Linked DNA regions of Homo sapiens: all the other regions are linked to region 2. A link is a contact called in ENCODE Hi-C or POLR2A ChIA-PET data. All regions are on one chromosome and are shown on one strand. The core of a region is the stretch at or near the end of the contact, and the rest is flanking DNA. Distances in the headings are between cores, read along the strand shown. Region 1 has its middle 10 kb from the start of MIR3679. Region 2 overlaps MGAT5 (alpha-1,6-mannosylglycoprotein 6-beta-N-acetylglucosaminyltransferase). Region 3 has its middle 26 kb from the start of MIR3679.

What was found. A loop is a pair of places that touch in the nucleus more often than their neighbours do. ChIA-PET counts read pairs that join two places held with the same protein, here RNA polymerase II (POLR2A). Pooled maps may share reads with other maps.
Region 1: a map of cardiac septum shows a loop between it and region 2 (3-fold over the local background). The contact joins two enhancer-like sites. A Hi-C loop is called at or near these places in 15 of 168 maps with a recorded cell type or tissue (CD14-positive monocyte, GM12878, GM18951 and 11 more). POLR2A ChIA-PET finds 5 or more read pairs at or near these places in 13 of 52 experiments (AG04449, AG04450, CD4-positive, alpha-beta T cell and 9 more).
Region 3: a map with no recorded cell type shows a loop between it and region 2 (4-fold over the local background). The contact joins two enhancer-like sites. A Hi-C loop is called at or near these places in 1 of 37 single-sample maps with no recorded cell type and 3 of 50 pooled maps. POLR2A ChIA-PET finds 5 or more read pairs at or near these places in 2 of 52 experiments (SK-N-SH and activated T-cell).

What each region holds. Positions count from the first base shown.
Region 1 is chr2:134,135,027-134,139,555 of GRCh38, reverse strand. It overlaps a transcript of MGAT5 not described here. Among named protein-coding and RNA genes, the nearest start is that of MIR3679, 10 kb to the right of the region's middle. RefSeq lists an enhancer at 4,529. Within about 2 kb of position 2,240, at least 17 of the 41 ENCODE cell types and tissues checked have a DNase peak (open chromatin) inside an H3K27ac peak, as active enhancers do; they include CD14-positive monocyte, breast epithelium and transverse colon, where a contact is called at or near this core.
Region 2 is chr2:134,409,858-134,414,179 of GRCh38, reverse strand. MGAT5 (alpha-1,6-mannosylglycoprotein 6-beta-N-acetylglucosaminyltransferase) reads right to left here. Exons shown (of 16, transcript NM_002410.5): 12 at 1,165-1,311. Among named protein-coding and RNA genes, the nearest start is that of MGAT5, 160 kb to the right of the region's middle. Within about 2 kb of position 2,064, at least 16 of the 41 ENCODE cell types and tissues checked have a DNase peak (open chromatin) inside an H3K27ac peak, as active enhancers do; they include CD14-positive monocyte, breast epithelium and transverse colon, where a contact is called at or near this core.
Region 3 is chr2:134,151,114-134,156,039 of GRCh38, reverse strand. It overlaps a transcript of MGAT5 not described here. Among named protein-coding and RNA genes, the nearest start is that of MIR3679, 26 kb to the right of the region's middle. Within about 2 kb of position 1,584, at least 4 of the 41 ENCODE cell types and tissues checked have a DNase peak (open chromatin) inside an H3K27ac peak, as active enhancers do.

The DNA of each region.
Region 1 (4,529 bases), core at 991-3,490, 270 kb after region 2:
TCCGCTGGGTGTGTTTGCATGCCTGTGTCTGAAGCTCACAGAGGTACAAAGGCTTGTCACAAGCCCCAGTGTGGCAAAGCAGTGTATTTGAGGGCTGGGATTTTTACCTTAACATCTCAGAGTAAGATTATACCATACACAAAATTGCCTCATTGATAGCAGCCACGGCCAGAGTGCTAAAAACAAGAGTAGTAAATTTGTATCTACACACCTTACTATTAAAGAATTCATCTACCATTCTGGATCTTAACAGCCACAGGCTATGAAGATGTTTGCCCTGGATATGAGATTCTGTGACTCTTACTCCGTCTTTCTTATAAATGCTAAAGCAGACCCATTCTTTTAAACAAACAATGGAAAACCATTTTTATGAAGGAAGAAACTGTCTTTCCAACAAAACCCTTTCCATGTTTTTACATGAAAGAAGATCTCTAGTAGACATTTCTCTGGCCAAAAAAACCTTTCGCCTAGCCTTAGAGAATTTCTCTTCGGCTGTATTCTTAGAGCAGAACTCATCTTCAGAAGGTTCTTCCATCTGTGCCTTACCAATTCATTTGCAGACAGAGTGGCCTGATCTAACAGCATGTAATGGAAAGTAGGCACAATTTAAGATCAGAGACCTGCATTTAACCCCCAATCTGTACCTTATCAGTAGGGGGACCATATATCCCCTTTTATGCCTGTTATCCCAGCATAATCATCAATAGCACCCCTCTTCACTCTCAAAAGCATCCTGATTTGGATGATAAATTATATGACCACCTTGCTTATTATGTGAGTCACCCCAGACAACATACTTCACTTTCCCTCATAAGTTTCACGTTTGTCCGGTGAAAATAAGGGAAGCTAATATACATGGTTATCCCAAGCATGACATTAGACAGTGTGCACAAGACACGGTAACAGGAGGACCCAGTATTCCCAGTACACCAGCTACCATGCCCAAAAGGTCTGTTCTCAGAGAGAAAGTATTCATCTGCATGTGTGAGGTCCTCACCTTTTGGTTGTCAAGTTGAAGACAGGACCTATATTTTCCACTTTCTACTGTGATATGGTCTATAAAATGGTAATGGGATCTATCCGTGTCCAGCAGCTGCACAATTAATTCTGTCATCCATCTGACCAGAAGATGGACCACACATGGGTACTTTAACTCCTACACTTTAGACCTTCTGGACTTTATTTATGCTCTCCACAAAGTAGGATTAAAATATGAAACAGTCTGAGTGAATGTGGTTCAGAGTGGGGGAGGGGAGTGGTCAGAGATCCTACAGACTGAATCACTAACTCTTAGCGAGTAAATTTGGTGAATTTCTTGCTTTCTCAAGCCAAAAAAAAAAGGGCAATGATAGAAGAACAGCTTCTTAATAAAATTATGTTAGGTATCTCACTTTAAAAATTAGGCCTAGGTCAGACTCACCTCTATAATCCCAGGACTTTGGGAGGCTGAGGTGGGAAGATCACTTGATCCCACGAGTTTGAGACCAGTGACCAGTGACCAGCGCCACTGCCCTCTAGCCTGGGCAAGAGAGCAAGACTCTGTCTCAAAACAAAAAAAAAAAAAACAGGCCTAATTGTGCCAACAATCTTGAACACAAATCTGTAATATCAATCAGTGACTCAGAAAGCAACATAACTTTGCTATTTCCATTTGCAAAAAAAAAAAAGAAAAGAAAGGCGAGATGCTATCCCTTCATTGATAAACTTGTTAAATACAAATACATTATCTTTAAACAGTAAGAATATAATGTAATGTAACTGCCTCAATAATAAAACTGACCAATAACATAGAAAAATGAAGCAGAAAAAAAAAATAGAGACTATTCTAGTCCAAGCTTCAGCGTTAATATTTTTTTAAACAAAGAACGAAAAATTATTATTCCCATTATCTTTTCATATGGTTATCCGAGGGATTTGTGTTGAATACAAGAAATCCCTCCCCGCTCTGACTTCTAAAGAAACAGGAAGGAAATGTTCAGCATTTTCATGCTCTAAATATAGCTACAAGTGGAAAGAGATGCCCATGGCAGCACAGCAATGACTTCAAGTCTGCAGCCTGACGAGGTGCAGTACAATAAGCTCTTCTGTGGACAGAGTCATTTCCTATCAAGAGAAGTTTCCAGAAACAGAAAAGGGCTGACTCCACTCTCAGAAATCCAGGTACAGCAGCGGCAGAGCACCCTCTGGGCTGGACTCACTGAGTGGCAAGCGGGAAGCCAAGAGGAAGTGCATTCCTATGGCGCTGACTACCTCCAAGCCAAGCCCCAATTCCTAGGGGATGCCCCTCTGTCCAAAGCCATACGCCAACAGGAAAACACCCCTGGCAACCATGTGCACAACATATTTCTTGGGCAGAGACCTATTTCTTAGAGTGCTGTTGTCGATGATATAACCTTAAAGCATACCAAGAGGAAAACAGGGGGTTAATGTGTATTTAGGGCATTTTCCTGCAGAATGTCTGTGGGTTTTCTCCACTTGAAAAACTGAAACTGAAGCTGAAATCAGACTTCTGTTTAGGATTCAGATAATTAGGACATTTGGCTTTAAATGAATCACATACCTTGTAGTGACAGATATGGCCTTGCTAGAGGAACGTTCTGACAAACTTGCCTCCCTGGATATGATAAACCAGTGAGCCAAGAATAGAGCTCAATTCTTTGACCAGGTCTAAGATAAAAAGTTGGAGATAAGCCCACACCCACTCTACAAACGCACCTGACAGCCTTGGAGAAAGCCCAAGTCAGGAGGAGGTCAACTCTTGATGAAGAGGAGGGAAAGGGGAGCAGTGGGTGTGCAGGGTCTAGAACACACCACAATTCTACTGTACCCCTTGGCAAACTAGGGGCAGCCTATGGACTCCTTCTCAGAAAGACTTTTTTAATGCATAAAATAAAATACACAGGACTGCAGAGGAAATCAATGATATTGAAATACTGTTACCAAAATATTTTTTATATTTATTTATTTATTTTATTTATTCATGTATTTTGAGACAGAGTCTCACCCTGTTGCCCAGGCTGGAGTGCAGTGGTGCAATCTCAGCTCACTGCAACCTTTGCCTCTGGGATTCAAGTGATTCTCCTGCCTCAGCCACCCTAGTAGCTGGGATTACAGGCACCCGCCACCACGCTCAGCTAATTTTTTATTTTTGGTAAGAGACAGGATTTTGCCATGTTGGCCATGCTGGTCTCAAACTCCTGGCCTCAAGTGGTCCGCCCACCTCGGCCTCCCAAAGTGCTGGTATTACAGGCATGAGCCACCGCGTCTGGCCCCCCAATTTTTTTTTTAATTGGTAAATGGCAATACCTGCAGCTTGTATCTTAACACATTAAATAATACTATCTAGCAACAGGTGCAACAACCACCGTAATTTCAAAGTGGTGATGAATACTGGTATTTCAACACACCTGTTAATCATCTCTAATGTGACATGAAAATATTAGATTTCTATTGGTGACAAAGTCACAAACAGCACTAATACTACTGTGACTTATGTCCAACCTTCCAAAGTGAAAGAATTGCCAAATTTTGGCTAGAAGTTAGGGAAAATGAAAGTGTAATATTTTCCCATGCAAGTTCACAGGTTTCCCTGAAACCTTGTGCAGTTATGAAACTCATGTGACAACCTAATTTTACCTTCCATTCCTGCAGTTTTTCCAGAATAATGCAGAGACCTACACGGGAGCCATGGCCCAGCAAGAGCCAAAAACTACCTGTATGCATGGGAGGGTGGAGGTTGTACAACAAGGACAGTCCACCACCCATGGCTGTGGCTCGGGGAGGAGCACTATGGGACCAATATCTCTATTTCTGCTATACCCCACATGTGGGCCAAGGTTTCTTTTTTTTTTTTTTTTTTTTTTTTGAGATGGAGTCTCACTCTGTTGCCAGGCTAGAGTGCAGTGGCGCGATCTCGGCTCACTGCAACCTCCATCTCCCGGGTTCAAGCAATTCTCCTGCCTCTGCCTCCCAAGTAGCTGGGACTACAGGCACGTACCACTATGCCCAGCTAATTTTTGTATTTTTAGTAGAGACAGGGTTTCACCATGTTGGCCAGGATGGTCTCAATCTCTTGACCTCGTGATCCGCCCGCCTCTGCCTCCCAAAGTGCTGGGATTACAGGTGTGAGCCACCGCACCAGGCTGGTTTGCTTTCTTTAAAAATGCTTCACATTAAAAGTATTAATTCAGCTGAATCATTAGTCTAGAGAAAAAACATTACTTTACAATTCATTTCCCCTAGTGCAATGTTCTAAACCCTATCAGTCCCAAAGCCCCTGGGGCTTACAGTGAACTTATAACACTCTCTTTACTATCTGAACCAAATGCTCAGATAACCTACCTAAACACAATTTCAAACATATACATTTAATGTCCTAAGATTGACAGAAAAGACAATAAAGGAAAGTAATTTATGACAAATCTAATGTATTTCAATATGCAATTAGCTGGGCCAGACCACTCTAAAAGACATAATGGAGCCATTAGATGCCTTCATTTTAATGTGAAATTTTTAAAATGTGTCATGTC
Region 2 (4,322 bases), core at 815-3,314:
GAAGGAAAAAAAAAAAAAACCACACACACACACACAAGTGTGTGCACAACCCTTGTCAAAGGTTATCTGGGCCACGGATTAACCTTTTATAGATAAACATAGATCTTATTGAACTTCTATCTCCTTTGGCTATTTCACCAATGACAGGAAGGGTCAGAGAAAAATAACTCTCAAAGTAATCAGTTCTATAAATTGTCAAGGTTTCTGACTGATCAATAAAAAATAACCATTGAAAATGCATCTTATATACTATTTGGGAGAGAAAATGACTCAGAAGGGGTTTAAAAGTAGAACTGAAAAATATATGTTTTATAAACTGTCCTTCTACATTGATATGCCATGGGACGGATGCTAATCAATGTAATCCCCCAGCCAAAGGCCCTGAATGACAAGGATGCTGCTATGACTTCCCTTCATAAGCTGCCTGCAGAGTCACTTACTACTAACTACATAGAAATAATCAGAAAATCAATCTTATGGTTTCTTGCACACACCTATTTCTGACCAGATGAAGAAACACCCAGCTTGATCACTCACACGTAGCTGTAAAAGACTTTTGTTTATTGCCCTAAATCAAATCCAACTACCCTCAATGGTGATTCATCACACACTGCAGATTTTCAACAGGATCTCTGAAGGCAATTCAAATGAGGCTTCTGCAAATGGTTCTAGCAATGGTAGGATTACTTCTTGGGATGGTGGGTGAAAAAAATCAGTCACATTACTTCAGTTATCCATGATACATATGGTATCCTGAGGCTGATGGCTCTTTGAAAACTCCCACAGCCCACTTTTTATTCTCCAAAGCCCATCATGGGGAGCAGATTCTTCACAAGTATCTGCTAACCAGTTGATCTCACTCCCTAAACTTCAAACATTCAGGAAACCAGAGTTCAGCTATAATCAGAGGCTAGATTGTCTGAGTTTACAGTAAGCTAGAGTGGGGGTAGAGTGTCAAGATCCCTTACTTGGTGAAGGCAGAAGTAGATTCAAATCCTGCCCCTAACTTGCAAGGTGATGTGATCAGGTCATTTGCCTCTCTGAGCCTCTATACCCTCACCCTCCCACCCAATCATGTTAGATGAAGTTAATACCTACATGAGCACTCAATAAATAGCTATTATTCATATTATTCAAAATGGAATAATTTTGATAGATGCTTACCTCTCTCAGAGTTGGCTTGCCAATGAAAAAGTCTGTGTTTTTGCTGCTTTTGGGTGGGTTGAACTTGGGATTCAGAAAAGCACATCCATTTGCGATAGCTTCCAGGGGAGCTGGGCCCTCGTAAGGGAACCCAAGTCCAACAAACAACTGTAAGACAGAAAACCACACAGCGTATGAACACATCAGGCAGGACCATCAGGCAGGACGGGCATTCCTAGCTTGCAGGCGGCGATTCTGTGGCCCATTCCCGTGTGGACACCTCACTTTGGAAGGCTCCCAGGCCCTGGGGGGTGGGGCAGAGAGAATTCAGCTTACACCAGGATCTGAAAAACTACGAACTTTTAAAGTCCCCACAAAGCTGCTCAACTCACTATGCTCTCCTCCACCAAGGAACTAAAAAATTAAGTGTCTAGGGGTATCCACGGGGTAGGGAGGATGGAGTATTAAAAGAAAAACAACCACCACCACCACCAAGACCCAACAATAATCCTTCTGTAACTCACCAGGAGACATGACTGGAAAAACACTTGCTTAACTACACAGAAGGTTTCTTCATTGAACCAAAGAAACAACAGGCCCTTTCAGGAATGCTGGGCGGAGGGACAGAAAGGTCACTTGGAGGTTTGATTGCAGTTCAAACGGAACTGCTTTAAAATGATGGTAGGTCAGTAAACACAGGTTTTCATAATGGGGTTTACACTGGGGACACCAACATCTTGGTGTTGATTTTCCCCTCAGAGGGGAGAGAGGGTGCTGTGTTGCTGAATCTGCAAGGCAGCTGCTTCCCTCTCCAGCAGGCAAACCATGTGCTTCCCCCAAGACAGACCATAGATGGCAGCAACAACTTGCTCTCAGTCCTCAGAGCAACCACAGCAGCTGGAAGCCACGATGACAAAGGGGACAAGCTGCAGTTCAGTGGTGCTGATTTCCTGGGTCCAAAAATGAAATAACTGCTCACAGAAATGCCTCGGCACGTACCATCACAGTGGGTGTACTTCACACTGCTGGAGCACTGCAGGTTGTTGATGGGCAGGGTCCAGGTCTGGGCTTGACGAAGCTGTGTCCTCTCTACCCACATAAAAGCCTGTTCTGTTTCAGCCCCCAGGGGCACATTAAGTGAGAAAAGATAACTGGGCCCCAGGGCGTCCTTACCTTCTGCCATCACAGAGCATCACCCAACCACAAGGCCAGGTGTTGAGAATGAAGGAGATGGCTCAACTAGATTTAGCTGCAAGCTTGGTTCTGTTTTTCCCTCGGTCTTTTCACAGCAATCCCCTCCTTCTCACCAGCTTTCCTCTCTTAGCAGCTGCTCTAATTGAATGATCGTTTAGAAAGGTTCAGCTGGAGGGTGCCAGGCCCAAGCTGCCGGGCTGCATGTGTCAGGCCAACCCTGAGCACAGCCCATGGGTGACATACTGGAGAACCAGGTAGCTCCTGAAGGAATTCTGGGGCACAGCACTAACATCTCAGGTTTTCTGGACCTATTTACTTTTGTTTTGAACAGAATAGGGTACTCAATCTTTTTGGTTTTTTGAAAGAATAAATTTTCGTTTCCTGAAAACTGCGTGATCACAATGCCAGAGATGTCCACAGGGCAGGGAGCTGGGAAGAAAAGAAGCTTTAGAGGCCAGCAGAGCCCCTAATGCTGGCTGGGTCATTTCCCCCTTGGGCAGCAGAACCACCAGAGATCACGGGTGGGGGTGATGGTGGTGAGGAAAACATGGTAGCCAGGAGCCTGGAAGCTGTAGGATAAAGGGAAAGCTCTACTACCATTAGGAAGCTCCTGCTCTGCATCTTACTCTTATTATACAGCTAACAGAAACGAGATTGTCAGAGAGAACTTCTAACTATAGGGTGTGGCCTGGACATGTGGCTCAGGGGTGGGGGAGATCTGACTGCTGCAGATGAAATGGAAGGAAACAGTGGGAATGTACTAGTCCCACGACATCCCAGCTTTATGGAATATGAAGAATCCAGGGTTGTTATCTACCAGACTTGTGATCTCTGATTTGCCCTCTCCTATCAGACTTTGGAGAGGATGTGCCGGCTCTCCAGTGGAAAACAAATGACCTCTGTCAGGCCGTGGTTGGGCATAAGATAGCACAGGGAGTCCAGATCTTTCTGACTGAGGAGAAAAGTGCCAGAAGACGCAGATCAGGATTTCTGCAGGTTTAGTCAGAGAACCCACAGTGCCTCCTGACCTCTGAAAATCAGGGCCTGCCATGAAGTGTGGATACCTTCATCAACTCTAAATTTCAAAGAACAGCTTTGGAGGAAATGCAAGCAGCACAATGTTTGTCTATTTAAATAGAAAATCTTGGGAAAAATTTAATTAGCTTCTTTAGATCAATCTGAATCCATTAATTAAAAGGATTTGAGGCTGTTGCTTAATGGACTTGAATGTGACCTAGGTTTAATTATATCTGAACAACAATATGAACCATCTCTTCTGCCCTGTGGGCACCAGAATATCTCAGTACACATAAAATAAAAACTTTATTAACTCTCCCAAAGCCTCATATGTTTAGAATGAAGCCTAAGCAAATACAACATAATTTCCTGGCAATGAGTTTTTCTGTCACACAATTAGGATTGTAGGAAATACATTACTTGGAAACACCAAAATAACAGTTTTTTGTCACTTCAGTCAATAAGCAATTTTTTTCTTGCTTCCTGTGTGCTTATTACCTGTGATATTACAATGGAGCAGATGTATTAAGGTCAAATAGCACATCTGAGGTTTGAATGAAAACACAACAGGCGGAGAGAGTTCATCACCACCAAACAGCACTCTGTAAACTTCCTTGCACTTATGGTCTTGCCACACATTGGCACCTTAACCACACTGAATTGCTTTTCCCCTAATCTCCTGCTATTCTGCCTACTTAACCGATTTCCTTAGCAAGGAGGCAAGAGACACTGCAAGAATGTACATAAGTGCCAAGGCTTAACTCTGCTGGAGAAAACTGGCCATATTTTACTTATACTTCACCTTGCCTTCAGAAGCCCAGAATCTAATGAGGATATTCCAGATGACAAAATATCTCCATGGCTGCAACTCCAGCTCCATCAATGAGTATTTCTACACAGAGGGATTGTGGGATCTAGGATTAAATTTCTGAACTAATGCTAAGCAGAGAGAACAGATGAGGCACCAT
Region 3 (4,926 bases), core at 335-2,834, 260 kb after region 2:
TTGAAGATATAAATCAAGCAAGCCTACGGATGAATACAGAATTACAAACTGTGGCAACTACTATGAAGAAAAGAACGGCGGGGAGAGCAGCAGAGAATAATGGGGATCTGCTCTCAGCTGAGGGGTCCAGGGAGGCCTCCCTGCGGAAGGAAAGGACATTTAAGTGCAGATAGGAAGAGGCAGGAGTTGGCCAGAAAAAGAGGGAAGGAAGGAAGCTTTCTCAGAAAAAGAACACCATGTGCAAAGGCCCTGGAGCTGGGGAGAGCATGGTACTTTGGAGATCCTGAAAGAGCCAGTGTGGCTAGAAACAGAGGGAGGCAGGAGGACAAGTGAAAATGAAGCTGGAGATGTCACCTGGGCCAGAGGTATGACCAAGAGTCTGTGTTGGCATCTAAGCTTAAAAAGGATGGCCCTGAATTTTAGTAGAATATTGACAATAAAAATAACAACCAACATTTTTTCCAGTACTTACTATGTGCCAGGCCCTGTCCTAAGTGCTCCATATAAAAAGGTAATCCTTACAACATTCCAACAAGTAGATTCCACTCCTATCAGCATGCCACTTTACAGATGAGGACACAATTCAATTCAGCTGCTCCAAGTCAGACCTAGTTAAGGACTGAAACACAATCAGACCAACTTCAGAAACCAAGCTCTCAACCACTTCGTCACTCTGCAGGAGAATGGAGAAGCAGATGGACCTCAATGATCTGCTTTGCATTTTCAGAAGCTCAATGTGGATGCCGTGCAGACAGGGAAGTGAGAATGGAAGCAAAGGACACGGCATCTTCCAGGCCAGAAATGGCAGGAGCCTGGGCCAGGGTGGTGGCAGCAGAGATGTCCAAGACACAGGAATTCTGGGCGGTGGGGAAAGAGAGCACTCTCCTAGGGACTGTTTCACATGTGCCAAACTCCTGACCATGAACAAAGTTTGCGCGTCCTAACCCACCCCATCCACCTGCCATCAGACAATGTGAATAAGCGCCCAGGAGAGTTCTCCCTCTTCTGCAGGACTGACCCAAAACACAGGGCGGTCACTGAGCCTCTGTTATTCCTAAGAGTTAGCATTGATGAAAAAGTCTGTTCTTTGTTTAGAAGGGATGTCATTATCCTCCAGGAAAGGTCACAGATGACCAAGACACCTCACGGTGGTGCCCTCAAGAACACTGACCAGATTCAAACTCAGATACAAAAAGATGCTTCTAGCTTGAATTTTAACAAGCAGAGTTTCTCTTTAATTAACTTGATCGCCTCACAGCTCATTAGAGAGAGTCAGACAGCACAGTTGTCAGGATGGCTCGTGTTTCTAGAAAACTCCCACCTATGGCTTGGTAAAACGGTATGGATCTTGGAGAGGCCATTTCCTTGGATGAGATTTAGAGTCTCAGGGGTGTGGTCAGTGTCCTCTGACTTCAAATAAAAAGAGTGTTGTGGGGTAGATAATGGAGGCTTACCACCAGCTTACACAGCCTGAGAATCAAAACCACTGACAGCTCCGTGCAGGCAATGGGGACACCTGGACGGGCGGAACCACTGAGTTTCTTGTCTCCCGTGACAGGTCTAATCAGGACTTCCCCAAAACGGGGCTTGCCTGTGCCCTCTGACCTGCATGTCTGAACACAGCATGGATAGGCCTGGCAGGATATGGAGGAGGACACAGAAGGGGAGGAGTGGGTGGGAGCAGGGCCATTTCCTTATATAAATAAGTCGCAGCCTCTCGTATTGCAACAGTTGTGAAAAAGTCCACACCCATTTCAGAGTTTTGAAAGACTTCATCTGAGATAGGTGGAGAGGGCCAAGTGCCCCTCTGAAGCTCTTTCCTGCGTGCCATCCGTTCCCTGACCCATATTCGTTTCTCCCAAATTCCTCCTCATTACCTGCTGCCTTAATTGGCCACAAAGTCTATGTATTATAAGTGGAAACTATTAATAACACCTGGTGGGTGAAAATGCTATGGCTCTTATTTACAAAAGTATTAAATTAAGTACCTCTTGTTTTGCGGGGCTCTGGGTATTTTTTTTCCATAGGATAAAAAAATAAAATAAAATAGGGCATAAGAACAAAGAGCTACAGCCCTGCCGTTGCCCCTATGGAAGGGGCCGAGAAACTTCTAATGATGAGGGAAGGGAGGGAGAGAGTGGAGCGGAGAAGCCCATGTCTCTGGGCCTTAACCCTCATAGCATTAGGGCCTTCTCCTCCCAAGGAACCATAAGCAAGAGTTAATATGTCACTCAGCAAACACTGCTCGAGAAGTATAGTCAGTCGTCTGCTATAAGGAAATCGTCCTCGAGTGGCCTGTAAGACTCTGAGTGAGTGGCTTAATCACCCAGCAGGGCCTAGCAGGCAATACAGAAAACTCCTCCGAGACAGCAAGCCTGTAAAGGCAAAGCATTATCATTTGTAACAGGATTAATAACAACATGGGCTGGAAACAAACAGACACCACTGGATTACGTTTCCAGCCTCTTCAGGGAGACCATCGAGTTCAATGAAGGGTTTTATTTCTTTGTTTTTAAACAAGACAGCATCTCCCACCATGTGACACCAAGAACCCTCTCCAGGGAAATCAGTTCTTGTGCATTTGTCCTGCCAATGACAGGCAGCCTGAGGTACAGGGATTAAAACAGTTAGTCAGGAGAAGGTCCAGGAGGAATTTTACAATTCCAATTTAATAATAAAAAAAAAGAAAGAAGACCAAGGGTCTCCTGATTAAGCCTCAGCACTTTAAAAAGGGCTTAAGGGGATCAATATTCCCATGTCACAGTGCTCCTTAAGTTATTTTTTTAACCACTTGGGGCCTTGATTAAAAATGTGGACTCTGGCCCGGCGTGGTGGCTCACGCCAGTAATCCCAACACTCTGGGAGGCTGAGGCAGGCAGATCATTTGGGGTCAGGAGTTCGAGACCAGCCTGACCAATATGGTGAAAGCCCATCTCTACTAACCCATCTCTACTAAAAATACAAAAAAATTAGCCGGGCGTGGTGGCACATGCCTATAGTCCCAGCTACTTGGGAGGCTGAGACAGGAGAACTGCTTGAACTCAGGAGGTGGAGGTTGCAGTGAGCCAAGATCACACCACTGCACTCCAGCCTGGGCGACAGAGTGAGATTCCATCTCAAAAAAAAAAAAAAAAAAAAAAGTGGACTCCATGCCTGGAAAGGGTATGCTTAGAGATCTCCCCTTTTGACAAGTTCCTTTGGACTTCCTTACGCAACTGAGGTTGCCAAAGCACTGCCCTATTTCATTAATGCACTGCTGATATACAGCTAAAGTCAGAGAACGATTCATACTTTTCTTTTAAAACTAAGAAGATAAACTCAGTCACATTTGCACATAACTTGGAGACAAACATAGTTACCACGTTCATTAGTGAAGTCTCTGGCTTCCCAATTTTTTCAACAGATAGTTCATTATTTTGTAAAAAATTAAAAAGACATTGATTTTACATTTACTTCCTTTATTTCCTTTGGGGAAGATTGGCAGTGCAACATTTGGCAACAGAAAGAAGAGCTGTGAGTGACTGAGGTCCCATGGCAGTGAGTGGGTCCCACAGGGGATGAGTGAGTGAGGTCCCATGGCAGTGGACGGGTCCCATAGGGCGTGAGTGAGGTCCCATGGCGGTGGGCGGGTCCCATAGGGCGTGAGTGAGGTCCCATGGCGGTGGGCGGGTCCCATAGGGCGTGAGTGAGGTCCCATGGCGGTGGGCGGGTCCCATAGGGCGTGAGTGATAAGCGGGTCCCATGGTGGTAAGCAGGTCCCATAGGGCGTGAGGTCCCATGGTGGTAAGCGGGTCCCATGGTGGTAAGCGGGTCCCATAGGGTGTGAGTGAGTTCCCATGGCGGTGGGCAGGTCCCATAGGGTGTGAGTGAATGAGGTCCCATGGTGGTGGGTGGGTCCCAGAGGGGATGAGTGAGTGAGGTCCCATGGCGGTGGGCGGGTCCCAGAGGGGATGAGTGAGTGAGGTCCCATGGCAGTGGGCGGGTCCCATAGGGCATGAGTGAGGTCCCACGGCAGTAACCAGGTCCCATAGGGCATGAGTGAGTGAGGTCTCATGGCAGTGGGCGGGTCCCATAGGGCTTGAGTGAGTGAGGTCCCATGGCGGTGGGCGGGTCCCACAGGGCGTGAGTGAGGTCCCATGGCGGTGGGCGGGTCCCACAGGGCGTGAGTGAGGTCCCATGGCGGTAAGCGGGTCCCATAGGGCGTGAGTGAGGTCCCATGGCAGTGGGAGGCTCCCATAGGGCATGAGTGAGTGAGGTCCCAAGGTGGTGGGCGGGTCCCACAGTGGATGAGTGAGTGAGGTCCCATGGCGGTGAGTGGGTCCCACAGGGCATGGGTGAGTGAGGTCCCATGGCAGTGAGTGGGTCCCACAGGGCATGAGTGAGGTCCCATGGCAGTGGGAGGCTCCCATAGGGCGTGAGTGAGGTCCCATGGCGGTAAGCAGGTCCCATAGGGCGTGAGTGAGGTCCCATGGCAGTGAGTGGGTCCCACAGGGCATGAGTGAGTGAGGTCCCATGGCAGTGAGTGGGTCCCACAGGGCATGAGTGAGTGAGGTCCCATGGCAGTGGGCGGCTCCCATAGGGCGTGAGTGAGTGAGGTCCCATGGCGGTGAGTGGGTCCCACAGGGCATGGGTGAGTGAGGTCCCATGGCGGTGAGTGGGTCCCACAGGGCATGGGTGAGTGAGGTCCCATGGCGGTGAGTGGGTCCCACAGGGCATGGGTGAGTGAGGTCCCATGGCAGTGAGTGGGTCCCACAGGGCATGAGTGAGTGAGGTCCCATGGCAGTGGGCGGCTCCCATAGGGCGTGAGTGAGGTCCCATGGCGGTAAGCGGGTCCCATAGGGCGTGAGTGAGGTCCCATGGCAGTGAGTGGGTCCCACAGGGCGTGAGTGAGGTCCCATGGCGGTGAGTGGGATGTCACTCACTCAC